2 separate regions of the Homo sapiens genome follow, and region 1 is linked to region 2. A link is a loop called in an ENCODE intact Hi-C map of the cell type or tissue named here. Cell type or tissue: Caco-2. All regions are shown on one strand. Links, peaks and the distances in the headings refer to the core of each region. The heading gives the core; the rest is flanking DNA. Region 1 holds the start of ADD3 (adducin 3). Region 2 overlaps ADD3-AS1 (ADD3 antisense RNA 1).

Evidence for each region. A loop is a pair of places that touch in the nucleus more often than their neighbours do. Peaks named below come from ENCODE experiments on the same cell type or tissue, not always from the same donor. Only the 100,000 strongest peaks of a DNase experiment are listed, where the experiment ranks them.
Region 1: it touches region 2 in a loop (8-fold over the local background); 19 of 110 quality-filtered maps call a loop at or near these places.

The regions. Positions count from the first base shown.
Region 1 is chr10:110,006,801-110,021,974 of GRCh38, forward strand. It overlaps ADD3 (adducin 3), which reads left to right and starts at 1,184. Exons shown (of 15, transcript NM_016824.5): 1 at 1,184-1,499. ADD3-AS1 (ADD3 antisense RNA 1) reads right to left here and starts at 1,581. Exons shown (of 5, transcript NR_038943.1): 1 at 1,381-1,581. RefSeq lists enhancers at 1-384, 385-938, 7,099-7,158, 7,579-8,384 and silencers at 767-1,196, 1,507-1,916. In Caco-2, for the core only: no CTCF peak of the experiment used is centred there; a DNase peak (open chromatin) is centred at 9,407.
Region 2 is chr10:109,950,590-109,965,763 of GRCh38, forward strand. It overlaps ADD3-AS1 (ADD3 antisense RNA 1), which reads right to left. Exons shown (of 5, transcript NR_038943.1): 3 at 3,167-3,302. Among named protein-coding and RNA genes, the nearest start is that of XPNPEP1, 35 kb to the left of the region's middle. RefSeq lists enhancers at 6,011-6,060, 6,311-6,440. In Caco-2, for the core only: a CTCF peak has its summit at 6,278 (motif pointing right); a DNase peak (open chromatin) is centred at 6,262.

The DNA.
Region 1 (15,174 bases), core at 4,554-12,553, 58 kb after region 2:
GTCTGCAGATGAGGAAAGGAAATGAAGTGGATTGTCGCCAGTGCCTTGGAAACGAAGGGGGATAAGGGTGGGGAACGAAGTTTGTTGTGTGTGTTAGGGTGGGGTTGGCCCAAGGGACCATGAATCATTAGAATGGCGCTCGGAGGGGTGTGCTTGCAAGTGTACTGGTGCAGGAGGGACGTGGAAGTCGTGGGTGGCAGAGAAAAGTGTGCACCGCTGGGAGGTCTATTTCAAGAATAGGTTGGGATGAGAAACATGTCTGGGCGAGGGGGGTGGGAGGCCCGGTGTCACCTGTGGATGGATCCACAGCCCTGCAATTGCGTGTTGCAAAGTTTGCCCGGCCCCGCATTCATTTTGAAGGTTCTTGGCGATGCCTCGACTTTTCGCCTCAAAGAAGTGAGCTCTCATAAGGTTCAGAGGCCGGGAGCCAAAGCGGGAGTGAAGACTCTCGAGGGGTCCAAATGAAGCAGAAGCGAGAGCCCCTGTCCTCCCCCTATGTGGAGGTGAAGCAGGGGTTGTGGGGACTAGGCGCCCGCGAAGGCAGCTGTGCTGAGAGCAAAGTCCAGGCCCCACGGGGGGCGTGCGGAGGTTGAACCTTTGCAGTGGCCTCCTACAGCCCCAGCAGCCAGCGTGGGCGGCCGAGGCTGACTCAAAGCGGCGGCTCAGCCTCGGGAGTAGGAGTAGGGGGCTCGCTCATTTAGGGCGGGAGACATTTCCGAGGCGCCCCTCCTCCCCTTCGCGGTCGGGTTTCTATCGGGGTCGTTTCCCCCTCTGGCCCTCCGGGGACGCCGCGGATTCGAGCTGCACAGTCAGAAGAGGACGTTGAAAAGGCGCCAGGCAGCCGCCCCGAACCAGGCCCTCCCGGCTGCCGGGCCTGCAGGCCCCCACCGCTGCGGCTTCACGGACTTAGAGCTTGAGGGCGCGGAGGGGGCTGCGGGGGCGGGACCAGGACTCCCGAGGGGCGCTCGGGGCGGGGCCAGAGAGAGCTCGGGGCTGCCAGAGGCGAGGTCTTGAGGAGGCGGGGCCGGGAGGCTTCGGAGCCCAAGAGGCGGGGCCAGAGGCGTAGGGGGCTGCGAGGGGCGGACCTTGGGGGCGTGACCGGGGGGGGCGCTTGGGGACCTAGGGGCGGGGCGTTAGGGGGCGGGACCAAGGGACGCTCGAGGGGCGCTCGGCTAGTCCCGCCAGAGCGCGAGCCGCCAGCCCGTAACGGTCGCCAGTGTGAGGGGCGGGAGGGAAAGAAGAGGGGTTTAAATTAGATTTTTTAAAACACAGAGCAAGCGCCAGAGGCGTCGGCATCCCAGGTGTCGCCGCTTCCTGCTGCACAGGGCTCGGCGTACAGGTCCCTCCCTCCTCAAGCCCCCTCCCCTTCTCCCGCCCTACCCTCTGGGGCTCTGCGGCGCTTAAGAGGCGGCCGCAGCGGCGGATCCGGCGGCTGCTGCAGCCCGGGCGGCTGCCGAGAAGGAGGGAGGGGAAACACAAAGCCGGCTACGCGCTGCGAGGTAATCTTGCGGGGAGAGGACGCGCCGTCGTCCCGCCTCTCTTCCGGGCCGGGACGCGGGCACCCGCGCGGGGGCTAGCACTGGGGACGCTACTGGGGGTCGCGCGGGGGTAGGGAGCGGCGGCTGGCGGGGCCAAGGGGACTTCTCATTGGCTGTCCCTGCGGCCTCAGGTGAACCCTTTTCCGGGGCGGGAGTGGGGACCACGGCCAGGCCAGAGGGGAGCGTACCTGCGGGGGAGGGTCCGGGGGTGGCGGTGCACGGCCTGCGGCGCCGCCGGGTGGGCCCGACGCTTCGCGCGTCTGCTGGTTTTCCCTAGGAAGGCGGGGAGTACCAAAATCAGTTACTGGCTGAAGCTTAGGTGACCCCGGGGACCTTAAGCCCTGAAGGTGCGCTCCAGGGGAGTGAGAGGTTCCTGCGCTTAGAAAAGGTGGAGGAAAGGGAGCGAATGTTGGTTTTAGTTGTTTTTCTCCTCATTTAAAAAAAATTTTTTTTGTTACAAGTTGAAAGTGTTCAGTCACCTTTCTCCTATAATCCGCTTCCCCACCCCCCAACACAGACACACACAAACACACCGCCCCTACAAACGTATACATGTTAGGTTGAGCTTCCTGCTAGGGGTGACAAGCGAAGTTGGCAGCAGGTCTGGTGTGCTGGTGTTTGGGGCACGTCCAGCCTCTTTGGAGGTAGGCTATTATAGCTTAGGCAAGACCACAGACAGGTAGCATAATCTGGGCCTCTTTTAAAATGGCAAGAACGGCTTCAGGTGAACTTTTTTGTTGCAGAGATTTAATTGCAAGTAGGTGCCGGTTGAAAATGGGAGCGCAAGGAAAACCACTAATTTCCTTGGCACATGTGCTGTTGCAATTAACCTGGTAGAGTGTTAAGGAATTTAACTTAGCCAAGAGGCTTTGAGGGAGGATTATATGCAAGTTTGGGGAAGGAATTGATAAGATTCTGGGGTATGGGACTAGCTACATACACGTGCGTGCAAGTTTACGTTAAATTATGTAGCATTTTAGATTTAGCAGTATTAAATGGTTGCTTTTCTTGGAATGGCTTCTGACTACATAGTGCAGGGTACGTTCCTAATTTTGGCTTTAGAAGACTCCTAGTGAGAGTGTTTTTAAAGATTGAAAAAATAAGAGTACAGTGCAATTTGTCGTTTTCAAGTTAAATACTTGACTGTTAAAAATATTTGTGTAATTAAGTTATGGGACCAACCCATTTATAGGGTTAAGTTACTTAACCCTATAAATAACTGGAACATTATAAATGGAGCATTTGTAGAAAGTTTTTATATCGAAGTCTCCATTATATTGTACTTGCATTATAACTTATTTTCCTTTGCTTAAATGGAGCAGATTAACTTTATGGAAGGAGGACCAGGATAAAATAAAGGCAGCTACATTTAACTCTTCATCTTTCTGAAGAGTTCAGTCTGTGATAACACTTAAGGTGCCCAGAAGTGCTGGCATGTTGGTAATAGTTTTTAAAGAAGAAACGGGTGTATCTATTTTGAATGTTAAACATAATTTGAAGGAGTTCTTGAGATAGTTGGTTATGAGACATTCAATGTATTGCTACATTTTACATATATGATATCAGGAAATGTTTGGTGAACATTTGACATAGTTGATCATATGACACTTGGGAAATATTTTGCATGATAGAAGGATAGTATTTTCGTAATGTAAGTTTCAAGCATTGACTGAAAGGGAGAAAATTACACACTTTGCTGTCTCACCCCTTTCTTCAATATTATGCTGGCATGAATGTGAATTCTGCCTAATTATGTTTAAAGTGTAGATCTGGCCTTTGTAAAACCAGAATGTCTTTTGAGACCAAGAGAACATAACATCAGCAACAGCCCAACTCCTACACACAATCCTAAAACCTAGATACAGGGTGGTGCCCAACTTCTGAGGTTTTGAGGCTTCCTGAAGTAGGCCTATCATGTCTGAGTGCTTTTGTCACATGTAAGCCTACAGGTGGTTAGCTGGTTAATCTCTCCCATTTCAAAGCAGTTGGTTAGCAGTACTGGGTGGCATGTATGCATGTCATCAGAGTATAAGAAGTGTTTGAGGGAAGAAATCACATAAAAGCATAGAAACCTGGCTCTGAACAAACTGTGTAGCGTGTTGGGGAACAGTCACATCAGAACTTTAGCTTAACCGAGTTGTTATATGTAAAGTGCTTAGAATGGGGTTTGTATTCAGTGCTTTTTGTGTTTATCATTATCAGTATGTAAAGTGACATATCTTTTTGAAGGCTGTTAGGTCATGCTACCCAGCATGTGAAGACTCAGCAAATATTTGTAATAGCCAATATTTATTTGCCTAACCTCTGTGCCAGGCACTAAGAGTTTTATATGATTTAATTTACTTAGTCCTTCCAACAACCCAGTGGCTAAACAGAGGCATGGAGAGGTTAAGTATCTTCCCAAGGTGACACAGGTTGGTTCTGAAGCCAGAGTCTGGCCCAAGAGTGAGCCCATGTAACCACTGCCCCTTGTTGCTATTGAGCTCATGGTAATTACTGCAAACCAGTGAGAGGTCTTCATAGTATTCCCACGACTATCAGGTGCACATGTCTTGTTTAACCACATCCTCTGGTATTAATACCACCAAGTTATGCTTAAATCTAAGGAGTGGTGGTTAATCCGCATTAAATACAGTCACCTTTTGACATTGAAAGGGTATTCTCTTTTGATACACAACATATGTTTAGGGTGCTAGAGTTTGTGCTAGAGTGTGCTATCTTTCTAATTACTAAAGATACTAAAGTCTTTTTTTTTTTTTTTGAAGCTTACCAGATATGTAGGGCCCCAGGTGGCCCAGAGGGCACTAATTCCCATTGGAGATTCCAGTTCTGCAGTAAATCAGTAAACCTTATCACCTTTCTGATTACCAACATCATATCAACCTGAGATAAATTTTAACTTAAGTTTGTTCTAAATACCACCTGAGTTGCTTCCTAAAATGAACCCTAAATGCAAAGATGTAACTTGTGGCTTATACTTTGTCATTCACATTCCTCAAGGAACTGTGTGTTGCTGCTTCACCATTGTAGTTGATATGTCAAACAAATTATAAACTAAATTAGGAGCTGTTTTAAGTAATGTTTAGAATTATTGTAGATAGATGAAATGTCATTTGACAACTTAGTGCAATGTAATGTTAGGAAAAAATGTTTAAAAACAAGCATGCGTTGAATTGAGAAAGTGCAAGCTTTATTGAAGACACAGGTTACTAATCTGTTTCTCACACTAAACACTGTTTTTGTTATAATTAGTGCTTTTCAGATTCCTTTGAAAATATTAAATATGTAGAGTTTGAATTTTTAAAAAAACTTTAAATATCTAATCGAGTGCTATTCTTCCTTTTAAACGTAGACCTATTTGAAGTTATTTAAACCCAATTTAAAATTAATTGGACAGTCCTAGACTGTCATGTCATTGAGATTCAAAATAAGTGCCTTAATACTTTATGTCTTCTTTGTTAATACTCTATGGTTTGAACTCCGGGTCCATGCCAGAGTGTTTATAGGTGAGATTGTTATGAGGTCTTTCAGGTTCTGCCAGAGATTCAGTTCTCTTGGCCAAATGCCAAGACAGTCTCAAATTTTTACTGTAATTTTTTACTGTAATGGGTTGTATATATCAAGAATCCTCTAAAACATACAGGTTAGAAGTCTTTCATTGGCTGTTGCTTGAACGAAAAAGTGTGTTATCCCTTAGATGAATATGATTATTTTTTATTCTTGCAGTAGCTAATTATGGATGTGTGTGTCTATGTATACGTATGTCAAACCATGCTACTTGAGGGATTCTCTTCCTTTTAGGTAAAGTTAAAAATTATTCACCTGGTGTATTAATGTAATATTTATTGAGTACCAACAGTATGCATAGAGTAATACCTTTATGTGGGAAAAAAGTGTTGGAGAAAAAAGGTTTGTGGATCTTTTATTTATTTCATGTGTATTTTAATGTTGCTGAATATCTGGACCAGTCTCAAAGTTCAAAATTGAATTGCCAGTTGAAAACATGTTAAATGTTAAGAAAGTACTGTTTAACTTAAAGTCTTAGATGGTAGCACAGATAATGAGAATCAGAGCCCCTTGTTTCCTTAAACTGTTTTTGGTTGAGTATGTTTGAAAAGCTGCGTTAACAATTCCTTTCAGGCTTCTAGGACATTACTTAACTGCATTGAAGGAATACATTTAGAGTATCCTAGAAACCTTAAAGAATGAATGTGGCTTTCAGAGTTGTCTAGCATAATCCAAATAGTAGTAGCATGATCACCAAAAGGTATAAAATGGATGAAACCTCTCTTTGATTTTAAAAGGCTTACTGTTCTTGTAAGTTTGTTTCTTGAAGATAATATTGCTTAGTTTTAACTCCACTAAAAGCTGAACCGTTATTGTACAAGATGTATAGGCCTTGGCATATGTTTATATCTTTTTTTTTTTTCTTCTTTTGTATTTTTGAGACAGCTCTCACTATGTTGCCCAGGCTGGTCTCGAACTCCTGGGCTCAAGCCATCCTCCCACCTCAGCCTCCCAGGTAGCTGGGACTACAGGCATGAGCCACAGGCCTGGTTTATATCTTTAAGGTAAGGTTAGATCTAAATTGAGCCTTTACTTGAAGTCAGACTGATCTGCATCAGCACCATATGTTATGTTTACTTTTTTTTTTCTTTCAATGAAAATGGGCCTGAGGAGATTGGTTTGTATACGGTACATAAACTGGCATTTAAGATGACTACCTCTTCAAACAAGGCTACGGTTTTTTTGGATTTTTAGGTTTTTGTTTTGTTTTGTTTTGAGATGGAGTCTCTCTCTGTCATCCAGGCAGGAGGGCAGTGGTGTGACCTCGGCACACTGCAACCTCTGCCTTCTGGGTTCAAGCGATTCTTCTGCCTCAGCCTCCTGAATAGCTGGGATTACAGGCGCCTGCCACCACTACCGGCTCATTTTTGTATTTTTAGTAGAGATGGGGTTTTGCCATGTTGGCCAGGCTGGTCTTGAACTCCTGACCTCAAGTGTTCCTCCCCGCTCGGCTACCCAAAGTGCTGGGGTTACAGGCGTGAGCCACTGCACTCGGCCAAGGCTAAGGTTTTAATCTAGGGTTATGAAACTCAATTTTTTCTGCAGTGGGCATATGCAATTTCCATAGGATAAACATTTCCCTCAACCAGCTAGGAGGTAAAAACACTTCTGAGAAATTTAAGGACAGTAACATAATGTCTTTAAAACCAGTGTCTCAAGAAGTATACTATATTAGTGAAACAATAAAATAACAGTGATCACAGATACGTTAAGGCAAGCAGTGGATTAAGCAGGATAACCTAACTCCAAGTAATATACACGAAATTATTTTTTTAAGCTTCCATACCTCTTTAAATTTATTCTTGTGATTTCTTACTTTCCCCTCCCTCACCAAAGGAAGTGCTCACCTTTTCAGATGGAATGAAAGAGGAGAGTGCTGATGTGAGTGACTCAGCCTGTTTAACTCTGCCTCTGTGGTGGTTTGTTGGTTACCTACTAGAGGAGGTGGAACTCAAACAATGTAAAAGCAATCAGGTTGGAGAAGTGCTGAGTTTTTAGTGTCATGGGAACTCGGTGTATGTCTTTGTCACCATTAGCAGTGTTTCTGTGCAGTTCTTCCACAATGGCTCAGCTCATCCTGAGCAAGGACAGCATTTCTGTTTTCCTTTTCCATTCAATATTCTCATCCTATCATCTTTTGATTTGCTAGAATGACTAAATGCTAGAGCAGAAAGTTGGGTTTACTCATCCTCCTGAAGAAGATAGTTAGGCTTACTTGGTATATCTAAGGAAGTAAATTTGGAAGTCAAGGCCTCCCCAGGGACTTCTAAGAACACTCCACTTTTACGCCCTAGGAAGTTAGAGTGAGCAACTGTTAGCTGCATCGTGACTTCTGTTCTCATTTGTCTTAATACATGACAAAAAAATTCTAGAAGGTCAGCCTTTTAATATCTAAGGAGGTGGTTGGAAAATGGCAATGGTCAGAGCTCAAATGGAGTTGTGATTGGGCATAAGTGCCTTGGATGAGTGGAATGCTTCATTGCCTGAGCTGCACAAATGGGAGGTAGAAAGGGATTTGCAATGAAGTTGATGCATTGTTCGTATTCCTTATTTCCACAGCCAACTTTTTAAAGGTGAAAACAGTGTACCTCTTACCTTGCCTTTCTTTTACAGTTTTTTTATTTTTATTTTTTTTGAGACAGAGTTTTTTACTCTTGTTGCCCAGGCTGGAGTGCAATGGCGCAATTCTCAGCTCACCGCAACATCTACCTCCTGGGCTCAAGGGATTCTCCTGCCTCAGCCTTCCTGAGTATCTGGGATTACAGGCATACGCCACCACGCCCGGCTAATTTTGTATTTTTAGTAGAGATGGGGTTTCTCCATGTTGGTCAGGCTGGTCTCGAACTCCCAACCTCAGGTGATCCACCCGCCTCGGCCTCCCAAAGTGCTGGGATTACAGGTGTGAGCCACCGCGTCCAGCCTTCTTTTACAGTTTTTATTGTCAGAGTTGAGTTCACTTTCCTAAGGGAAGGTAGAATTTTTTTTTTGAGACGGAGTCTCGCACTGTTGCCAGGCTGGAGTGCAGTGGCGTGATCTCGGCTCAATGCAACCTCCGACTCCCTGGTTCAAGTGATTCTGCTGCCTCAGCTTCCCGAGTAGCTGGGTTTACAGGCATGGGCCACCACGCCTGGCTAATTTTTTGTATTTTTAGTAGAGATGGGGTTTCACCATGTTGGCCAGGATGGGAAGGTAGAATTTTTAAGGTGAATTCTATCTGATTGCTTAACATTTTAGCTTTAAATTGGAGATTGCACTAAAAGGAATTTTTTTCTTTCTCCACAACTGTCTGCTTGTTAAATTTCGAATAAAGATTTTCAAAATAGAAGTGTGACAAACCTTACTCAACATTTAATAATTGGGAGCTATTATTTATTAAAGTACACATTATCAATGAATTAGAAATTCATTGCTTTAAAAATACTTGTTTTTTGAAAAACTAGAGCTGCACTAATTTTCATATTAGAATGTTTGATTTTTTTTTTTTTTTTGAGATGGAGTCTCGCTCTGTCGCCCAGGCTGGAGTGCAGTGGCCTGATCTCGGCTCACTGCAAGCTCCGCCTCCTGGGTTCATGCCATTCTCCTGCCTCAGCCTCCCAAGCAGCTGGAACTACAAGCACCCACCACCATGCTCGGCTAATTTTTTATATTTTAGTGGAGACAGGGTTTTACCATGTTAGCCCGGATGGTCTCGATCTCCTGACCTCGTGATCCGTCCGCCTCGGCCTCCCAAAGTTCTGGGATTACAGGTGTGAGCCACTGCGCCTGGCAGAATGTTTGATTTTTTTTTTAAGTGGACATCAAATTTATTTTCAGTTAAAAATGCTGAAAGTAATACATTTTTACTTCATCTGTCATAGTGAATGTTGATAATGATAAAATCTTATTTCTCTAAGCACTTTGCCATAGCTAAATACCTTAGTAAAACATGCGATAGACAAGGGTCCGGTCACTAGCCACAGAAAGGCTGTCACTGTTATAGCAGAATGTAATAGGGAAGGAACATTTTATGCCTCAATAAGAACAGTGTATTTGCTTGAGATAGTAATAACCTCTGAGAAGCTGATTAATTGGTAATCACTTAAGTTAGATGATTTTATATTGTTTGATGTCTTATAATCTAAACGTCCCTGTGCTCTTTTAGAGTGTCTGCCTTGACCAGTCAGCATTTCAGGAGGGATTGTGACTGTCAGTTAAGTGCTTTGAAGAGAGAACCCCTGCTTTGTGTCACACCTGAATGTAACAGGACATACTTCTTGGGGCTGTTTAATTTGGGCTCAAAGGGAAGAGTGCCATCTACTGAATGGCCAGCATCAAGTTGAGCAGCTCCTGTTTTCCTTACAGAACTCAGCCAGTTCCTGGAGAAACCAGGCCCAGCTTCATTTGGAGGATTTGACAGGATCTTAGTACCAAGTGGAATTGTTGCCTGCTTAATTTTAATTATGCTTCCCAGCAGGAGGCCTAAACACATGATGAAGAACTAATTCAGTACTTGTTGGAATGCATGGGAAAAGAGAAACCTGAAGAAGTTGTTGAGCCTTATGTTAAAAACAGCCGAGTAGTGGTGAAATTAAATTAAGTGGTAAAGAAAATTATTTTAATGAGAGCAGTCTTTCAATAGCAGGTCTGGTTGGTTATTGATGGCTCCTGCAGACAATAATGATGTTAAAATCTGCTTGGGCTTAGAATCAGCAAACAAATCATTTGCCTAACTGGAGGTAAGGGTTTTAAGAATACTTGAATACTTCGATTGTTTTTTTCTCCTGCCCTTTTTGTCTCATTTTGTAAGGCAATGATTCCTACTTGAGTGAATTCACTGTTTCAAAGTAGATTTTGTTGTTGTTTTGGTGTATGGTAGTGGTTTCCTGGTTTTTGTTTGTTTTTTCTTTCCCTATTTTCCAAAAACTTACTGTGGTAGCAGCCATGGGTAGAACTGGAGGTAGTAGAACTAGTTACAGGTCAGTGGAGGTTTAAGGTATCTGGAATAGGCTTGTCAAAGCCAGACAAGAAGGAACTTTGAAAATATGAATTGAAAGGAAGCTTTGAAATTGTTGCTATAAAAATACACTTGATTGTTACATATTTATATATATTATATGTAATTACTTAATTAGTAATCATTTTTGTTAGCCTTTAAAACCTGCCAAGGATCATTTTAAGCACTTCACATAAATTATCCAAAGTTTAGTGAAGTAACTTGCCCAAGATCGTACCGTTAACAAAGGGCAGAGCCAAGATTTGAGGTCAGGGCTAATACCCTTAAGCACTATGCTATATACTGCTGATTTATTTATGTTTATTTTTGTTGGTGACTGCACAGAAGAGTTGAACCAAGATTAGAATGATATTTCTGCCTTGGCTGGAAAATACTGATGCTGGGGTTCTTGGTTTCTGTTGTTGTTTTTAAGGAAGTGGTAACATGGGTAAATACGATTGAGAATTCACTAGAATCAGGACGTATACATGAGATGAACTTCCAAATGTTTTCTATTTGATTTTGTCTATGTTAACTTTTGTTCCTTCTGCTATATTTAAAACCACAAGAAAAGTTTACTGAAACATGAAGTGAATTGTTTCACCCTGGGGCGTGTGCTTAAAATATACCCTTCATGGGAAGAGTTACTGAAGAGGTTTTGGCTGGGTTTATTTTTTGTAGGGGAGTGGGGATTTGTTTTTTGTATGTATAATATATACATATTTAGTTTGCTTCCTTCTAAATATTTTTATGTGGTAGTACTTTTCAATATGGCAATAATCATGTCCACAGTACAATAAAATTAAACCATGTGCCATCCTGAGGTCCTAGGGGAAACCAAGTTTTTGTGCATACCAAGTACGTTCTGTATACTGAATAAGTACCATACCTTACGTGTATGTACTAAAACTTCATTGAATCCATGTATTTTTTAAATTAAGAGATATTTAATACCTGACTACTATTATGAGTAATGGTCTTGTTTGTTAACACATTTTGAGCATAAAAGGTATCTTGTTTAAAAAGGTTGGGGATCATTGTTTTGGTATAACCAAAAGCTTCTAAAATTGCAGTTAAATGATGGTTTTGCTGTGTATTCTTAACCCAGTCACCCTTAGGGCTTCTGGTCCTTCTCCTTTATCTGTAAGGAATTATACTTTAATATGTGTCTTCCAGAAAATCCCCATAAGCTATGAGATACATCACTCCTTGAGACTCAGACTTTCCCAGTCAAACATAGGAATGGTCAGCAATAACTAAAACAACAATGCAAAATATGTTACTTGCCAGTGTGTGTGATGAATGCCAGATGACAGATACAGAAAACAAATGCCACAGGTCAACTGGTCAAGAAAAGAGATGGAGTGGGCTGGGTGCAGTGGCTCAACGCCTGTAATCCCAGCACTTTGGGAGGCTGAGGTGGGTGGATTGCCAGAGGTCAGGAGTTCGAGACCAGCATGGTCAACATGATGAAACCCCATCTCTACTAAAAATATAAAAATTAGCCAGGTATGGTGGCAGGCGCCTGTAATCCCAGCTACTTGGGAGGCTGAGGTAGGGGAATCGCTTGAACCTGGGAGGCGGAGGTTGCAGTGAGCTGAGATCACGCCATTGCACTCTAGCCTGGGTGACAAGTGAGACTTTGTCTCAAAAAAAAAAAAAAAAAAAAAAAAAGAGTTGGAGTGGTCAGAAAAGCCCTCATGGGAAAGAAGAACAAGGGTGGACCTTGAAGGAGGAGTTAAGATTTCATTAAGTGGAGAAGATGGAAAGGATTTTGGCCAGAAATTACTGTCCGTGAAAATGATTCTTTTTCTATAGCATGATGGGAGATAGTTTATAATAGTGGTTCACAATATCTTGCCACTATAAGGCATTTAACAGCTACAGCAAAGACTTATTTGTAGCAGTGCCAAGGACTGGCCTCCCTAGGAAATACATTAGAATATGGCAGGAGTGAAGGGAGGGGATGGAGTGGCAGTGGTGGTCACATGTAGACTTTTAACAGTGCTCCCTCTTAACTCCATATGAAAATTCCTGCTTTTATAGGAATATCCTTATACATCTGTTTTGAAGGCAGTAATGCTTAGGAAAGTTAGTATTAATAGAAAGACTTTAGGAATCCTCATCATTCCCAGCGCTGGACAAGGAAAGCCTCATTTTGGGGAAGAGATGTACGATTTTAAAAATCTGTATTTGTCCATCATTTACTTTGTTTGCCTAATGCTAGAGCATATTCTGTCAATGTCTGTTATATAACTTTTAAATCTAATATGTGGATGATGGATGGATGGAGTTGATACGAGATATGACCATTTCACTTAAAATTTTTGTAAAATAACATTGTCCGTTTTCAGATTTTAGATTTGTTCCAAAGTGTCTCAGTTCTCTCACTCAGACTTGTCATGTTTATCCCTTACTATTTGAAAAATTCTTACTGTAACTCTATTCAAGACATTTTGAGCAAGTAACTTTCTGTTTGCTTTTTTTTTTTTTTTGAGACGGAGTCTTGCTCTGTTGCCCAGGCTGGAGTGCAGTGGCGCCATCTCGGCTCACTGCAACCTCCACCTCCTGGGTTCACTCCATTCTCCTGCCTCAGCCTCCCGAGTAGCTGGGACTACAGGCACCCGCCACCACGCCCGGCTAATTTTTTGTATTTTTAGTGGAGACGGGTTTTCACCGTGTTAGCTAGGATGGTCTCCATCTCCTGACCTCATGATCCGCCCACCTCGGCCTCCCAAAGTGCTGGGATTACAGGCGTGAGCCACTGTGCCTGGCTAGTTTTCTTTTATATAAAATATGTGAGCCATTGGGATAAAGCATTTTTTTAAGATTCATCTGTGCTTGAAGGTGCTGTGATTATGCTTCTGAAGAAGCTGAATTCACCAGTTTGTAGGTTTACTTGGAGAGTGGCCAAGAAACCTATGATTGTACTGTGTGAAGATTCTGGGAATGGGGCTAATAGAAGATGAAGACCATGAAGGTCCTTGGCTCTATGTATATGTGGCACTTAAGAGAAGGACATCATTACCCCAGGAGCTTGTCAACTCCCAGAGTTTGTTGTCAGCTCTTCGGAAGCTAGAGCCTTTGGCAAAGGACAGATTCTTTCCAAAATACGTGAAATGAGCAAGGATAGCAACTTTTCCTAAAGCAAACTGTAGAAACATTGTGGTATCTTTTCCCATAAATGCTTTCCACTCTCATCTGAACTTTATTAGATGTAGTAATATTAGTTCCTCATACATATTTGTGACCTGTTTAGCCCTTATTTTTTTGAGCAGCTCGGTGCATCCTTTATTCATTTATTCATTCAACAAATATTTATTGAGCAATTATTATGTGTCAGGTTCCATTCTAAGTGCTGAGAATTTGGCAGTAAGCAAAACAGACAAGTCCTCCTGCCCTAATGCAGTTTATATTCTTGGAAGTCAATAGAAATAAAGTATGTGTTACGTTAGTGATAAATGTTATGGAGCAATATAGAGCAGGGAAGGGAAACTAAGGGAGTGTTTGGGCGTAATTGCAGACCTAAATAGAGCAGCCAGGAAAAGTCCTCACAGAGAAGGTGACCTTGAAGATGATGAGAGAGCATGCATGTGGATGTCTGCGGGGAAGAACATTGCAGGCAGAGGAAACAAGCCAAAGGCCCCGAGGCCCAAGCATAACTGGCATGGATGAAGCAGAACGTGGTGGGGATAATGGGAAGCCACTGGATAACTTCAAACAGAGGTGTGGCACCGTCTGACAGATGTTTAAAGGGTTTATTTTGGCTGTGTTTTGAGACTAGACCATAGTGAGCAAGTGTAGATGCAGGGAAACTACTTAGGAGGTCAATGCAATACTCTTGGTGAGAGATGATGTATCTGGTAGAGGTAGTGAGAATTGATTGGATTCTGGATATATTTTAAAGATAGAATCAATAGGATTTTCTTACTGAAATATGGGGGTATATGTTGAGAGAGAGGAGTCAAACTTGACACCAAGGTTTTGGGCCTAGGCAAAAGTCTAAGAAGGAGCAGTTTGGAGAATGGGAGAGAATAAGAGTTCAGTTTGAGACATTCATTTGAAATGTCTGTTAGACATCTATTTGCAAGTTGCTATGAGGAGAGATCAGTGCATAATTATAGGCCGACTATATAAACTTGTGAGTTGTCATTTTCCTCCTCCATTTTTTAAATGGTTGCATATTTAATCCCTTTGATGACTAGAATAAGCTTTGCTCTAATATGGGTTTGAAGTATTTCTATACATCTTTATGCTTTGAAGGGATTTAATGTATCTTATAAAACCTTGAATTTATTTTAACTGCTAAGGACACTTGGTCCTGAAGGAAACCATTTTCTCTAGGGATTGAACAACTTTATTTTAATCAAAATGTGAAAATAAAAATAGTGTTGTTACTGCCCTTTAAAAATGGAACAGTCTGGCTGTTCCTCAGAGTTAACGTGGTTAAAAATGGTAACGGTTTACGATCCAGCACTTCTCATAGGTATATACCCAAGAGAATTGAAAATGTGTTCCCACAAAAAAATTGTACACTAGTGACCATAGCAACATTATTCATAATAGCCCAAAAATGGAAACAACCCATATGCCTATCAACTGATAAATGGATAAACAAATGCGGTATCCATGCAGTGGGATATTATGCAGTCATAAAAAGGAATGAATTACTGATGCATTTTATATTATAAATGAACCTTGAAAACATGCTAAGTAAAAAAGCCAGATACACAAGGCCACATATTATATGGTTCCACTTACATGAAATGTCTAGAATAGACATTTATAGAGACAGAAGGGAGATTAGTGGTTGTCAGGAGCTGCAGGGAGGGGGAAATGGGGAGTGGCAGCTTAATGGGTACTGGGTTTCCTTTTGAAAAGGAAAGATGATGAAAAAGTTCTGGAGCTAGATAGTGGTGATGGTTGTGCAACATTGCGAATATACTGAAAACCACTGAAATGTACAATTATTAGTAAATTTTATGGTATATGAATTATGTCTCAAGTTTTTAAAAATACCAGGAAAAAAAATCTGTGCGTGCAAATTCAGATGTATGGAAGAATAACTAAAATAACTTATGTGGACCTTATTTCTAA
Region 2 (15,174 bases), core at 2,927-10,926:
GTAGCCATAGGCTGTAGTTCAGGAAGCAAGCAAGCCTCTGGGACATAAGCCATGCCATTGGGATACTGGGCTCAGATGAGCACAACTAAATTGAGGTCCTACTTCTGCAGGCTGGAGACTCCAACCAACCATCTGCCAAGATAAGGGTGGGCTCAGGAACCAAGGAAGGGTTCGATTTCCTAGCAAGTGAGGCAAAGGAAGGCTGGGCTTGGCAACTCACAGTGCTATAATTTTTTCAACTTTCACTTCCTGGGACGCTGGGGAGTCAAACCAGGCTGAACTTCCCAGAGTTGGGCCTGGACATGGAGCTGAGAGAAAGAAAGTCTGAGACCTGAATGAATGGGGAGCAGGAATCAGATTCAAAACAAAGTTTCAGCAAGGAAAATAAGGCAAGATCACAGGAGTAGTGAGGGAGACAAGGCCTAGAAAGATCCTCTCAGATAAATGTCCCTAGGGCACCTGCATCAAATCTGTGGGCAGGCAGATAGGAGTGAAATGGTTTGGGCTTTGGTTTGGTTTTTGATCATGTTGCACCACAATCCACACTTTATATACTAGTTTACCTTTACTAGGTAGGTTGCATGCTAATATTTCCTAATCTCTAATCTCTTTTATTTCATTTCTATGTTATTTAGAAATATGACTCACTACATTGATTTCATAGCCCATTAATGGGTCATACCTCATAGTTTGAAAAACATCAGCTTAGATTATATTCGATATACCTTTGGACTATTCATTTTTTTAATCACTGGCCCTTGGTAATGCCGTGTTTTGAAATGTCTGCCTTTCTCATACAACCCCTTCTCTGAGAACAGTTTCCCATTTCCCCCAGATGGGCTCTCCAAAGGCATTGAGGCTCTGGACATATGTGCCTACAACATGATGTTTCCAATCTGAGCATATCTGATTGGAGAAGAGAGGACAACTGGCCCAAAATGGACCACCAAATGTTTTCCTCCAGAAATTTGGAATTTGGCCATTGAGATTAATAGTTAGTTGGATGGTGGGTGGTCCTTGAGACAGGACTATACAACATATGGTTGTACAGGTTGTGGACTACACAACTATAGAAATTACCAGTGACAGCCAGGTGCAGTGGCTCACACCTGTAATCCCAGCACTTTGGGAGGTCAAGGTGGGTGGATCACAAGGTCAGGAGTTCGAGAACAGCCTGGCCAATATGGTGAAATCCCACCTCTACTAAAAAAAAAAAAATACAAAATAAAATTAGCCGGGCGTGGTGGCACATACCTGTAATCCCAGCTACTCGGGAGGCTGAGGCAGGAGAATGGCTTGAACCTGGGAGGCGGAGGTTGCAGTGAGCCGAAACTGCACCACTGCACTCCAGCCTGGGTGACAGAGTGAGACTCCATCTCAAAAAAAGAAAAAAAAGAAATTACCAGTGACATAGACTATAGGTAAAAGGTGCTCCCTAGGGTGGCTTAGTGTACAACCTATACAACTGTACATGACAACCCCGCTGGAGTTGAAAGTTAATTTAGTTCCAGGGCTAAAATGACTGCATTCTATCAAGTACATATGAAACAAGGTTAAAAAAAAAAAAAAGCTTTTATGATATTACCAGCTAGAACCTAAATTTATTTTAGGGAAAGAATTATCTTTGTATATGAAAGTACCATGATAAGCTGCTCAGGAAATCCTTCAATAACAAACATAAGTTGATGCCAAGACATCAGAGAAGGACAAAAGACATTCCACTGGAAATAAAGAAGAAATCTTCTCAGTTTTTCTCCTAAAATGTAGAGAAAGAGTTGAGCAATCCTATATTAGGAGGAAGCTGGTAGACCTGCCTGGAATGCCAATCTATAAGCAGTAGTGAAACCTCATTAGGATAATTTAAATGTCACCAAAAATGCAAAGAAAATTGGAAAATTTAGGCTAACAAAACTCAGAAAGAGAAGGGTACATTTTTAATGAACACTTTGATAAGCCATATGGGGTTGGGGTGAGTCCCCAGGGACATGATTGCATAAAGACAGATAGTTGTTTAAAACAAACAAACAAACAAACAAAACTCTAAAAAGGGTGGGTTGAGCAAAATCCATTTATTCTATTTTATTCTATGCATTTCTTCTATTTTAGTAAGTTGTGCATATTGGGGCCAGAGCTGAATTGCTCAGGATGACAGAGGCTGAGTGTGGTCCTTCTACTTTGCTTTGTACCCCAGGCAGGATTCTGCCTCTCCTCCAAGTAGCAATTTGAAAAAGCATCCAATTGTTAGATTTCCCAATGTACCAACTTGTTAGTCTTCCCAGAATATCCAAGGGCTTTTGATGGCTCTTGGTACAAGTAAAGGGGAAAATGACAAATAGAGGGAGAGAGAAGAATGAAAACTAAGGAGACAAGTTGGGGCCAGGTGAAGTGAAGGGCCAGGGATACTCACCAGTGGTAGGTGACTTCAGGGTGGTGACACGTCTGTTTCATTTGAGGTTTGCACCCCTGTGAGTGTAAGCCCTTCCTCTACTTATTCCTCACCAATTTCTCACTACAATCTCTTACTCTCATAAATAATTTGTGTGAGTGTGAAGTACATATGTATGCATGTGTAACTCAAAGGAAAAAAAAAAAAAGGAAAAAGGGTGGAACAGAACAGAGACCAGCCAGGTACGGTGGCTCACACCTGTAATCCCAGCATTTTCAGAGGCCAAGACAGGAGGATTGCTTGAGCCCAGGAGTTCCAGGCTGCAGTGAGCTGTGATTGTGCCACTGCACTCCAGCCCAGGCAGTAAAGAAAGACTCTATCTCTAAAAAAAGAAGAAGGAAAAAAAAAAGAGAGAGAGAGAGAGACAGAGAGAGACCATTTGAGCTGAAGACTTCAAAAGGGAAAGGAATCTTTAAAAACAGAAAACAGAAGCTCCATTGGGAATTCAGAAATATCTTGGGAAAGCTTTAGATACCCATATGATAAGGTGATCATTCCAATTTCACCTAGACCTTATGGGAAAGGGAAGCTCCAGCTAACAACTGAGTTACATGCAGAATTGAAACGAAAGCCAGCCTACAGAGAGAGAACATGTTTAGCACACACAGAGAAAAAGAGATCATGTTGCTTCTTATATTAATTAAATAAACTAAGCTGTGGTAACGAGCATACAAAATCTTATAATTGCTCAAAAACAATAGGAGTTTATTTTTCACTCACCCAGTATCCAACTGAAGACAGCTCTCCCAGCTGAAGACAGCTCCCCTCCATGTGATGATTCAGAAACCCAGGCTCCTTCCGACTCCTGGCTGCACTGTTCCTTAGGGTCTTGGGCCTCATGATTATCTGTATTCAACTAGCAGGAAGGGAATGAGAGCCAGGAGAGGACACACTGGCTTCTTGGCCTGGAAACAACCCACATCACTTCCACTCACATTCTGTTGGCTAGAACTCAATCATGTAGCCACACCTAACTGCTTGTACAGCCAGGAACGTGTGGTCTAGCTGTGTTCAGGATGAAAAGGAAATGGATTTTTAGTAAACAGCTATCAGTCTATCACAGTCCACCCTCCTGTATGCCAACTGTCCATTTGCATCCTTCTTCCCTCATGGAGACTACACCCATGCCCTCCTCAGGAAAGAAAACCCAAAGTCCCATTCAGCCACTACATCCACCTCAAAGTCCAGGATGCTTGAGGACACAATGTCTTCTTAATCAGGTCTATATGCGGTTCCTCCTGGTCCAGCAATTGATGAACTCAAAGACCAGTTACCTGTCCCTCTAACACATGTCCACTATACTGTGGTGGACCCAAGACCTGATATCTGCAAAAAGACTCCCATTCAGAAAAAAAAGAAAAATGAGAAGAACACAGTACTTACTTAATAGCATGATGGAATTCTGCTGGGCCAACAGTGTAAAGACCCTCTGCCTGGCAGGGGAGATAAATTCCTTACCTAGTCCTTAATCTGCTCTCTGGGAAGAATTTTTTGTCTATTTTTGTTTAGGGCCCCTTACTCTACCCTGTTGGGTATCCTTCCATGTCCATTATTTTTTTTAGCCACTTCTGGAGTGTCCTCCTTGAAGACTGTACCCCCTTTATACAGCTGTCAAAATACAGAATTAAAATAAATTTAATGCAAAAGTCTTAATTGGCTTTATTTGCAATTCTAGAATCGGGCAACACTTCATCCCATAAAATAGAGTGAGTGTTCTGATGAGCCAAGCAGAGGAGGCTGGTTTTACAGACAGAAAAGAGCTGAGGAAAGCAGACACAGGAAACAAAATGTGGATTGGTTGTCTCAAAGTTACATTTCTGGTAAAGGGTAAAGATTAAAGCAAAGGGGGCTTTGTTTTTCTTTTTCTTTTCTTTTCTTCTTTTTTTTTGAGACAGGGTTTTGCTCCATTGCCCAAGCTGGAGTGCTTTGGTGCAATCACAGCTCACTGCAACCTCAAACTCCTGGGCACAAGCGATCCACCCGCCTCAGCCTCCCAAGTAGCTGGGACTACAAATGTACATCACCGTGCCTGGCTAATTTTTTATTTTTTGTAGAGACAGGGTCTCACTTTGTTGCCCAGGCTGGTGCAGAGGGGACTTTCTTACGTCTGCTAAAACTGGCCTGCTTGGGGATTTAACTGTTATCCCTTTCTCTCTCCTGGTTTTTTGGAAGGTCACATAAACAACTTAATTTCAGTTTGGTGATGTGGAACTTAAGCATGAGTGACTCCATTTTGATTTAGTCTGTTGGGCCCAGTGCAGGAGCTCAGTTCAAGCCAACAGCCTCCTGTAAATTTTATTTAACACAGCTCACTTTCTGCTCATACAAATTTAGGACGGAAGGGTAAGGCTTAACCAATCAAAGATTATTTCATCCAAGCTTGTGATTTTTTTTTGTAATACAATTCCCTCAAAAATAGAAAGTTTCTCGTTTATTTGTTTCCAGTAAATTCCAAGTGCCAATAACCACACCCAGAGTTCTTTCCTAGACCTAGTTCTGAAGCCCAAATTATTTTCTTCCTTGTCTCCAAAGATTTCTCTCAATTTAATGGCAGCCACCTTGAGACCATCTGAACAATAGGTCTGGGTGGAAAGGAGCCCTTTGCTGCAGAGTCGAGTTGCTATATTTAACTGAGATTTCTTAATGGGCTTTTCTCCTTTCAAAGTTTTTTTCTTTTTTTAGAGGAGGGCAATTGGGTTTGTGTTTTTGGTTTTGGTTTTTTTTTTTTGGTCTTTGTTTTTTTGTTTTCTGATTCAGTCTATTTCCAGTTGGGTGTCCAGAATCAATAGGTTTTTCCAAATTTGGGGATTGTTTATTCTCTTTTGTTTCTGCTTATAAACTGGCCAATTATTGCCAGGGAATGTATTTTTCTAGTAATAAAGTGCAATAAGCAGCAAATAACTCAACTGTAACACACAACAATGTTCTATCTCTTTATAATGGCTTTCCCTAGAGTTACAGGGACAGCAGATATTTGCTTGGCCTTCCAAATAGTTTTAAGAACTATTTTGCCACGGCATAACACAGGTCACCATTTCTTCAGCCTATTCTGTTTTCTTGCTTCCCATGGCACAACTACTGAGTGCTACATATTATGATTATTTCATACATTAGCACTCTTTCTGACACTGACTTCTTTACTACTTAAGGTAAGTAAACTGCTGTTGAAAATAAATCAAAAATGTATAATGACTCAAACACAATAGAAATTTATTTCCTTCCCACGTAACAGTCTGAGGCAGTTGTTCCTGGTCATTAAGTGGGTCCACTTCACACAGTGATTCAGGAATCAGACTGCCTTACCCTGTGGCTCTGCCACTCCTAAAACTTCTTCATCATCTGCATTCAGCTGCAGAAGGTAAAGAATGTGAAGGGGCATACCTGTTTATTACAAGTTTTGACCTAGAAAGGGTCCACATAACTTCCACCTAGGTTCTTTTAGCAAGAACTCAGTCATATGGCCATATCCAATTACAAGAGAAGCCAGAAGGTACATCCCCCGCTGAACAGCCATTTTCCAACAACAACTCTATGTAGTTAACAGGGGTAGGCAAGCTATAGCTGGCTGGCTGAATCCAGCCCAGTGTCTGTTTTTGTAAATAAAGTTTTATTGAAACACAGCCATGCTCATTCATTTATGTATTATCTATGGCTGTTTTCACACTATAATAGCAGAGCTGAGTAGCTGCAACAGAAACCACACAGTCCACAAATCCTAAAATCTTTTTTCTCTGGCACCTTGACGGAAAAAATGTGTTGACCCTTGCTTTATGCTATGGAGGCTGGAACTGTTGTTGCCATCTTGCCACCACAAGGGGGAGTTTGGAACTACTGGGGCCCACAACATGGAGGCTTAAAATGAAGCCAATCAAAGAGAAGGCAGAGCCTAGAGATGGAGAGAGACCAAGCCCTGATGACCTCATTTGAGCCTTGAAGCCCCACTCCTGAAGCCAGCTAGCCTTGGGCTTTTTTGTTGATTCAATACAGTTCATTCTTCACTTAAACCAATTTGAATTGGGTTTCCTGTCCCAACAGAAAGGGCCCTAATTGATAACCTCTCCTACTTTAGCAATAGCAGGCAACATGAGAGGGAGTGATATTTGTCTTATACTCAAAGCATAGTGATGAAACTTCAGTCTGATTTAGTACACCAATGGGTCGGACACGGACCATGCACAAGTGCTACTGAGGTGTAAAACCAACATGTGACATTTCCCCAGTTTAGCCCTGCAAGCTCTTGAGACACTGCTCACCGAAAGCTTCTTATGAATATTTCATGTTTCTGTCTGAGTCGATCAAATTTCTCAAAGCAGTTGAGGTGAGAGTGAAAGGCAGGGGTTCAATGAAGCAGCTGCTTAATGATTCCCTAAGTCTTGGGAGACCCTGGATAAAATTTGGCCAAGAAATAAAGGCAGAGATTTTTTCAGTCCAACCTGTCCTGGAAAGGCACTGTGTCATCTCACGCAATGAAACATAATAGCCAGTCTCTCTTCCAGGCCGAGCTCTCGGAGCTCTCTGCAGGTGCACTGGCAGAGCCTGGAAAGGTTGGCAAAGGCCAGGTGGCTTTGTTCCCCTGCTGCCTCCTCTTTAGAAGTTGCTCATTACAGAGCAGGACGGTGGTGTTATATAACACAAGCTCAGCCTGATTCCACTAGAGTACAAGGGAGAGGAAAATGTCTAAATGTCTTAAACACACTGCAGACTGAGACCATATATAGGACTCTTTAGACATTGACAGACGGGCAATGCATTGAAGTCATAATACACCCTAGACTTCCTGTACAGTGCCCCTTATAAACGCAAGCACTTGTTATATGATAAGAGTCTTCTAGAGTAGAGCCAACAACAGCAAAGCCTGTATTTCTAATAATTCTTGGGGTTGGCCAAGCAATCTCTTTCCATGGATCTCCAAGAGCTTTGCAAACATTTGCTGTGAAGAAACCTCACACACACACACACACACCCATATTTTTAAAAATCACCCTTGTGAATAAGGGTGATTATACACACTCCCATTTAATTAACAAACATGTCCTCTTGTAACCACATGCCTCCTGTGACATGAATAAGACATTCAACACCCAGGAGGTGGAAATGAGTCCTGCTGTTTTTTAACCCTTTGTAAAAGTATGAGAACACTGTATAAAGGAGGTGGTTTCTGAGCAGAGGTATGTAGGACAAGAATGCTGTAAGCCATGGAAGCACCGAAAGGCAGAAGCCCTGGAGGCTGTGAGCATGTAAACAGTCATGCCTGTACAAAGCTGAGCTCAGTCATACCTGTCCAGGTCCCTCTGGGTCAATCTATGAAGTCTCGGAGTTGGAAGAAGATCAGAGGAAGTTTTATTCAGGGAAATAAATGGTAGCCAAGGCCAAAAAGAAAGTTTAAATAATGGTCATCTAGGTGAAAAGCACAAGGTTGAAGCTAGAAATATAGAGCTGAGGGGTGAGGCAAACACAGAAAAATAAGCCAGAACTGAGGTCAGGTAGGGAGGTCAAGGGCAAGGTGAGCCAGGGCAAATGGCTGTAGCTAGAGAAAAAGAGAGATTTATTTTTTTTTAATTGGCTCATGCAATTGTGGAGGCTGGCAAGTCTGAAATCCATACAGCATGCTAGCAAACTGGAACTTCAAATGAGAATCATGTTGCAGGCTTCTGCCTAAAATTTTAGAGCAGGCCAACAGAATTTCAACACAGGCAAGATTTCTATGTTGCAGCCTAGAGGCAGAATTTCTTCTTCCGCAGGAACCCTCAGTTGTTACTCTGAAAGCCTTCAACTGGATTGGATGAGGCTCGCCTGCATTACGGAGGGTCATCCACTTTACTTTACTTACAGTCAACTGATTATGAATGTTAACCACATCTACAAAATACCTTCACAGCAACATCTAGACTAGTGTCTGACCAAACAACTGAGACCATAGCCTAGTCAGTTGACACACAAAATTAACCATCGTGGGGTGTTTAAAGATGCCAACAGACCAAAGTGTTTACGAAATTCCTTACTCATAGAGATGTAGGGCTAGAAGATACTCTATAGGTAAGGAATCTAAGAACTGGTCCTTAGATTCCTTATCTATAGAGTATAGATGAAGAGAGTATGGTGGAAAGTGATACCTGGATCACCCAAAAGATGGCAAGGACGTAGGCCTCCTAAACCCCGTCCTGTGCTTTTTCAAACTCTGGATCTAGATATCCTAAGCCCCAGTGTGCCAACTCCCACGCGGTTTCTTCTTTGATCAAACTTGGTTGGGTACAAAAACAGCCATGTGTCTTTAAATTTGTGCCAGCTAGATCACATTCTAGTCATCCAAATATCTATTTCTTCAATAACCTTGGGAGGAAGTTAGGGATAGCAGAAGGCTAAGGACAACAACAAAATGCAAAAGTTTCCAAGAGACTGGAAAACATATGTGGAGTTGGAGCCTTGCCCTTGTGGGTTTTATTTCGGAGCCATCTACATCTAGCCAGCAATTACTTTGGGAATTCTCATTTGCACCTATGTTCTTCTATTTGCAAAACTTGAGTTACATCAAGATGGGCCTGCCTATCAAGAAAGGGCTGTTCACTTTTCCGTTCGTTAGGCCTAAAATGGCGAAATCAGCTTGTTTTTGACTTTTTGTGAATGAAATAATAGTGTTTGCTGTGTGGAACCATCTGGCCCATGCACAGCATGGATTGTTTGCATCAAACCCCGCCTGGCATCCCTCTGAGGTCAGAATCCTCCTATGGCTGGGGTGGCTCCAGGAAGTGCTTAGAGCAACAAAAAACTTGGCAAAAATAATCCACAAGAGCATCATGAATGCAAAAACTCTTCCCATAACAGAACAATCACCAGAGGAGTCAGGCGCTTTTCTGTGGAAACCAGGGTGTACTTGAAAAACTCACCCAGAGACCAAGGCAGAGAGGAACGATCTGTTACCATCCTCCCAATTTGGCCTGCTTTTATTTCTCTAAAATCATGGTTTGCAATATGTGGGTGTTACTGTGCTGTTTTTTTCCCCTAGTAGAATGACAACCAGGAAAACCTCCACACTTCAACTGAGCAAGTATTTGTCGACTTGAGTGGGATATAGTGAATAATAACAATAGCTAATTGAGCACTTATTATGTTCCAAGGAATGTTCTGAGCATTTTACATGAACCGACTCTTGAATCCTCACAACAACCCTGAGGTAGGTACATTATTATTCCCTTTTTTTTTTTTTTTTTTTTTGAGACCGAGTCTTGCTCTTTCGCCCAGGCTGGAGCGCAGTGGCGCAATCTCGGCTCACTGCACGCTCCACCTCCCAGGTTCACACCACTCTCCTGCCTCAGCCTCCCAAGTAGCTGGGACTACAGGCACCCGCCACCACGCCCGGCTAATTTTTTTGTATTTTTAGTAGAGATGGGATTTCACTATGTTAGCCGGGATGGTCTCGATCTCCTGACCTTGAGATCTGCCTGCCTCAGCCTCCCAAGTGCTGGAATTACAGGTGTCAGCCACCGAGCCCAGCCCTTATTATTCCCATTTTTTAAATGAAAAGATGAAATAGAGAGATGTCAAGTTAGGGAAAGATTAAATTTCCTAAACAAACACCATAGTTCATCAATTCTAAAATAATTTTTGTCACATTTTAACATCACTGAAATTAGAATGTGTCCTACAACTGATGGCACGTTAGCATTGTGTCATAATTTAATTAACCACTTTTTTTCTTTTTTGGTGATGCTTAAAATAATATTTCATCTTACAGCAACAGTATCTTAAATTTGATGAGAAATGGCAGGGAGAGAGAGTCAGGGTAAAACCCGGGCAGTTTGACTGTGGAGTCTGTGTTCTCAGGCCATGCAATGAGAGATTCCCAGCTGCCCAGGGAGAAGGGGAGGGGAAAAAAATAGATTTTGATTTCAACTAGGAGTTCAGAAAATGCTGTAAGTAGGATTTCTGAGACCTCACCATTCACCTAGTTCTTAAATTGGTCATCAAAAACAAAACAAAACAAAAACTTTACTTGGTTTTTAAATGGATAAAAAGCTAAGGCAGCCTAAGCAGTTTTCCAGTCTTTTAAAAAAGAAATCTTCAATGCTTTTTGATAAACAAAGACCTCATACTGGTCCCCTCCCTATGACACCCCCAGAAATTCTGATACTATATGCTGACCCTACTATCACCCCACTCTGTGAGAATATTTGGCCTAAAAAATATTCAAAAACTGTCTTGTTCTGTGTACAATTCTGCGTGGGATTTGATCCACCTTTCTCTTTTCTTATCTTCTCAAGCATGATAATATTTAGATAGCAATAAACTTAATTTTTTTTTAAAGAGTGAGGGTGAGTGAAAGGGTAAAGAGGAATTGTGTGTGTGTGTGTGTGTGTGTGTGAGTGTGTGTGTCTGTGTGTGTTTTGGAATTGTTTTGTTTTGTTTTATATTTGGGTTGGTAAGGAAGAAGTCTGTATTTTTTTTTAAAGGAAATCTGTAATTTTAACCAATTTATTATTCCCAGTTTTTCTAGCAACAACACATTGATTTTGTTGCCCAGGAAACTGGTGGGAGTTTCTGGAGAATTAATTACCTCATTCCAAACCAGGAGGTCACCAACCACGCTCTTTTCAACTCTGTTTTTATATGAAACAAAGGCCATTCCTTGCAGCTCACCTGAGTCTCTCTAGAGTCTGAAACCTGAGTCTCTACTCATTCCTGGGATTTCGCACTTCCTGCTGCAAACCATATGTCAGGTTATGACGGGAAAACCCTATAGTTACATTTGGGGAGGGTGGGGGAGGAAGGATGAGGTCACAAATCCCTGCAGGAGGCAATCACAGCTCCAACTCAAAGCTGCTAGAAAAACATGTTCCAATAAATTAAATAGATTGTTTTCATAGCCCTTTAACAACATTTTGCTTTTTACAGTTTGAAGTGTCTTTCCCTCTGCTCTGTGCCATAAGTGGGCTCCTTTTAGACTTTTGCAAAAGCTAGCGGCTAGCCTGCCCTGAGCGGTAATCTGCCTGGATTTTGTTCCCTGCACCTGGAAAGTTCTTTTAATTGGAAGGGTTTTTTATTCCCTTCCTTTCTTTGGTGGAGACACCAAACACAGAGAGCCTGGGGGGAAATGGGGTCTCTCAAGTCACTAAGAGACTGAAGTGTCTTAGGGGGCTTTGGTGGTACTGAGGACTCACCTAGCACTCCAGTAAAAGACGCCTAGGGATTTGGGAGGCATGCCTCAGGGGAGAATTTGCCCTCCTAAGGACAAGAGGATGAAAAAGAAGGCTTGCTGACATGCCCCACTATTGATAGGAAACCCTGAGTACCAGGAGTAATCTGGTTACCCATCTGAACCACAAGAAATCTATCACTGGGGATGAGAACATAGTCCTTGTCCCTTAAGTGGAGGACAAGAAGAATGTTTCTTTAAAGATGACTGGCAGAAAACTGACTCATGTCAGGGTGGTGGAGGAGAGAAGGAACAGGATCTGAAATCTGGCAGACTTAAATTTGAATCCTGGCTCTGCCACTTGCTAGCTGCATGACCAGCAGTGAATGAACCGCTCTCTGAGCCTCTGTTTCCACTTGTACAAAATAAGGATAACAATATAAAGTATGAGTACTATGAGGATTAAATTATATCAAGTATTTACACTGCCTAACACATAAAGGCATGGAATGGCTGCTCTATCCATGCAATGCATCGTGCAGATCTCTCTGACTTCACATCTCCATGTGAGAGGATTAGGGCAGCACCTTGACAGCAGGTATGCCCCATTTTCTTTTCTCCAACAAAGCTCAGACTTATCCTATTCCTCAGCACACCTCAACTGCTTCTCCCTGGGGCCTGGTGGGCTTCAGAAGTTAAATCTGTGCTTATTCCACTTCTCCTAACAAGAGACCAGGAATGACGAAGGCTCCAGCCTTGTAGCCATTGTGTTTCTTGGGCCAATTTAGGTTAATGTCATGGACAACTCATTATCTTATGCACTTTCTTTTTTTTTTCTTTTCTTTTTTTTTTTTTGAGATGGATTTTCACTCTTGTTGCCCAGGCTGCAGTGCAATGGCACGATCTCAGCTCACTGCAACCTCTGCCTCCCAGGTTCAATCAATTCTTCTGCCTCAGCCTCCCAAGTAGCTGAGATTACAGGCATGCGCCACCATGCGCAGCTAATTTTTTTTTTTTTTTTTTTTTTTGTAGAGATGAGGTTTCACCATGTTGGTCAGGCTGCTCTTGAACTTCTGATTTCAGGTGATCCGCCCTCCTTGAATTCCGAAAGTGCTGGGATTACAGGCGTGAGCCACCGCGCCTGGCCTTATGTACTTTCAAAACCAACTTACATCAAAGCAAGACCCAGATGTAAAAAAACAAAAACAAACTTATAGGAGTATCATCCCTTTCTTTCAGCTGTTTCTGTGAATTTATTTCCATAATAAGCACATTTTAGAAATCACTTAGTCTATTGCTATTTCCACTAACACTTTCTGTAGCCCAGAAACCTTTAAAACCCCCACTCGGCTAGATTGGAAAGTCCCACCTCCTCTATGAAGCCTTCTCTGGTTGCCCAGTTCACATTGTGCCCTCCCTTCTCAGAAATCCTGCAACACTGCTAATCAGCACCATATGGCTTAGCAGGGAACACTGTTCTTGCTCCATAGTGCTGTGCTCATCTCCCTTGATTGCTATTAAGATTCTCGACGATGGTTGCCAGATAAAATACAGGATGCCCAGTTAACTTTGAATTTCAGATAAACAGCAAAAAACGTATTAGTATAAGTACGTCTCAAGTATTGCATCCCATATTTTTATTTGCCAAATCTGGCAACAGTAAGGCCACATTCTTATGCTTCTACATCTGCAACAGCATTGCGGAGGTGAGACTGTCCTGGGCCACATCACAAATAATTACTGGTATCAACAACAACAACAATAATGGCTAACATTTATCAAGCACCAAGCAGTTACTGCCAGACACTAGGCTAGATACCTTATGTCTACCATGTCAAGGAGAGGGTCCAAAAACATGTACATAAATATGTCATTGACAATGCAAGGTCGAATATGTTTTTTTTAAGGCAATGTAGCTTCAAGATTGAGGGGAGACACTCTAAGCCACATAGCCCAGCACTGTCATTTACTGTCCTTACCACCTTGGGTGTTTACCTAATCTCTCCTTATTCTCCTCATTTATAAAATAATGATGCTAGTAGCGCTTTCCTCCCGGAACTGTGGTAAAGATTAAAGTAGGTAATACACAGCTGGGTGCGGTGGTTCATGCCTATAATTCCAGGACTTTGGGAAGCTGAGGCAGGTGGATCCCTTGAGCTCAGGAGTTCGGAACCAGCCTGGGCAACATGGCGAAACCCCATCTCAACGAAAAAAAAATACAAAAATTAGCCAGGCATGGTGGGATGCACGTGTATTCCCAGCTACTTGGGAGATGGATGTGGGAGGATCGCTTGAGCCCAGGAGTTCGAGGCTGCAGTGAGCCGAAATCACACCACTGCACTCCAGCCTGGGCAACAGAGTGAGACCCTGTCTCCAAAAATTAAAAAAAAAAAAGTAGGTAATACGTTAAGGGAGTGACAAGGTGCCCAGCACATGGTAAGTACTCAGGAAATGGTAGACGTTGTTGTGGTGGTAGTGGAGATGGTATCGTTCTGATGGAACTTAGAGGTGGAGCTCTTTGGCCTGAGTGTTTAGTAGGCCTTCAAGGACTGCTAAGTGTGACGAGTCAGGGAAGATTCCCAGGACAGCAAGAAAGTGGAAGGCCTTTTTAGGATGTGGTAGGTAGACTTACCTAGCTGCTTCAGTTTGCATGGGATTAATGCAAAACCTTGTTTACAATCAAAATGCTCTGTTAATCTAAATTAACTTATAGTCCTCATAGCTTAAATATTTGCTCTTGTGGCTAGAGCAATTGACAGGTCTTGGGACACAAGTTGAATATTCGGTGACATGATTCTTTTTTTTTTTTTTTTTTGAGACGGAGTCTCACTCTGTCGCCAGGCTGGAGTGCAGTGGTGCGATCCCGGCTCACTGCAACCTTCACCTCCCGGGTTCAAGTGATTCTCCTGCCTCAGCCTCCGGAGCAGCTGGGACTACAGGCACCCGCCACCATGCCCGGCTAATTTTTGTATTTTTAGTAGAGATGGGGTTTCACCATGTTGTCCAGGATAGTCTCAATCTCTTGACCTCGTGATCTACCTGCCTCAGCCTCCCAAAGTGCTGGGATTACAGGCATGAGCCACTGCGCCCTGCCCTACATGATTCTTTTTTAAGGGAAACAGCAGGGATAGTTCTGACAATTGATATCTGTCATTGCACCTCATTTCCAAGCTTATCACAGCAAGATAACATTCACCAAGGAACTAAGATATTTATTGACTATCTATCGATTGGCAATAAAGAGAGTTGTACTCTCTTGGTAATGAACCTTGAGGATCCCCTCCAAAAGTTCCTTTTGCCCCTTCTCTTCTGCAGGATGACTTGGGCACGGAAGCATAGACCCAGCGCTCGGGACCTTTTGCTGGATCTGTTTCCGCTGAGGCTTCTGCTCGGAGCTGAGGCTGTGGGAATGAAACCATAGAGGGTGCCAGATGGCAGGGTGTGGGAAGTCTCAGGCTGGAAAGGGATGGCCAAAATAAACAAGCGACTGGAGGTCTGAAAAATGAATGGATAAACATCCAGACCAAAGTCAACAGTGCTGGAGAGTCCAACCCGGTCTCCGCAGCCGGGGAGGTTTCGACACGTGAGTTCAGTCTCA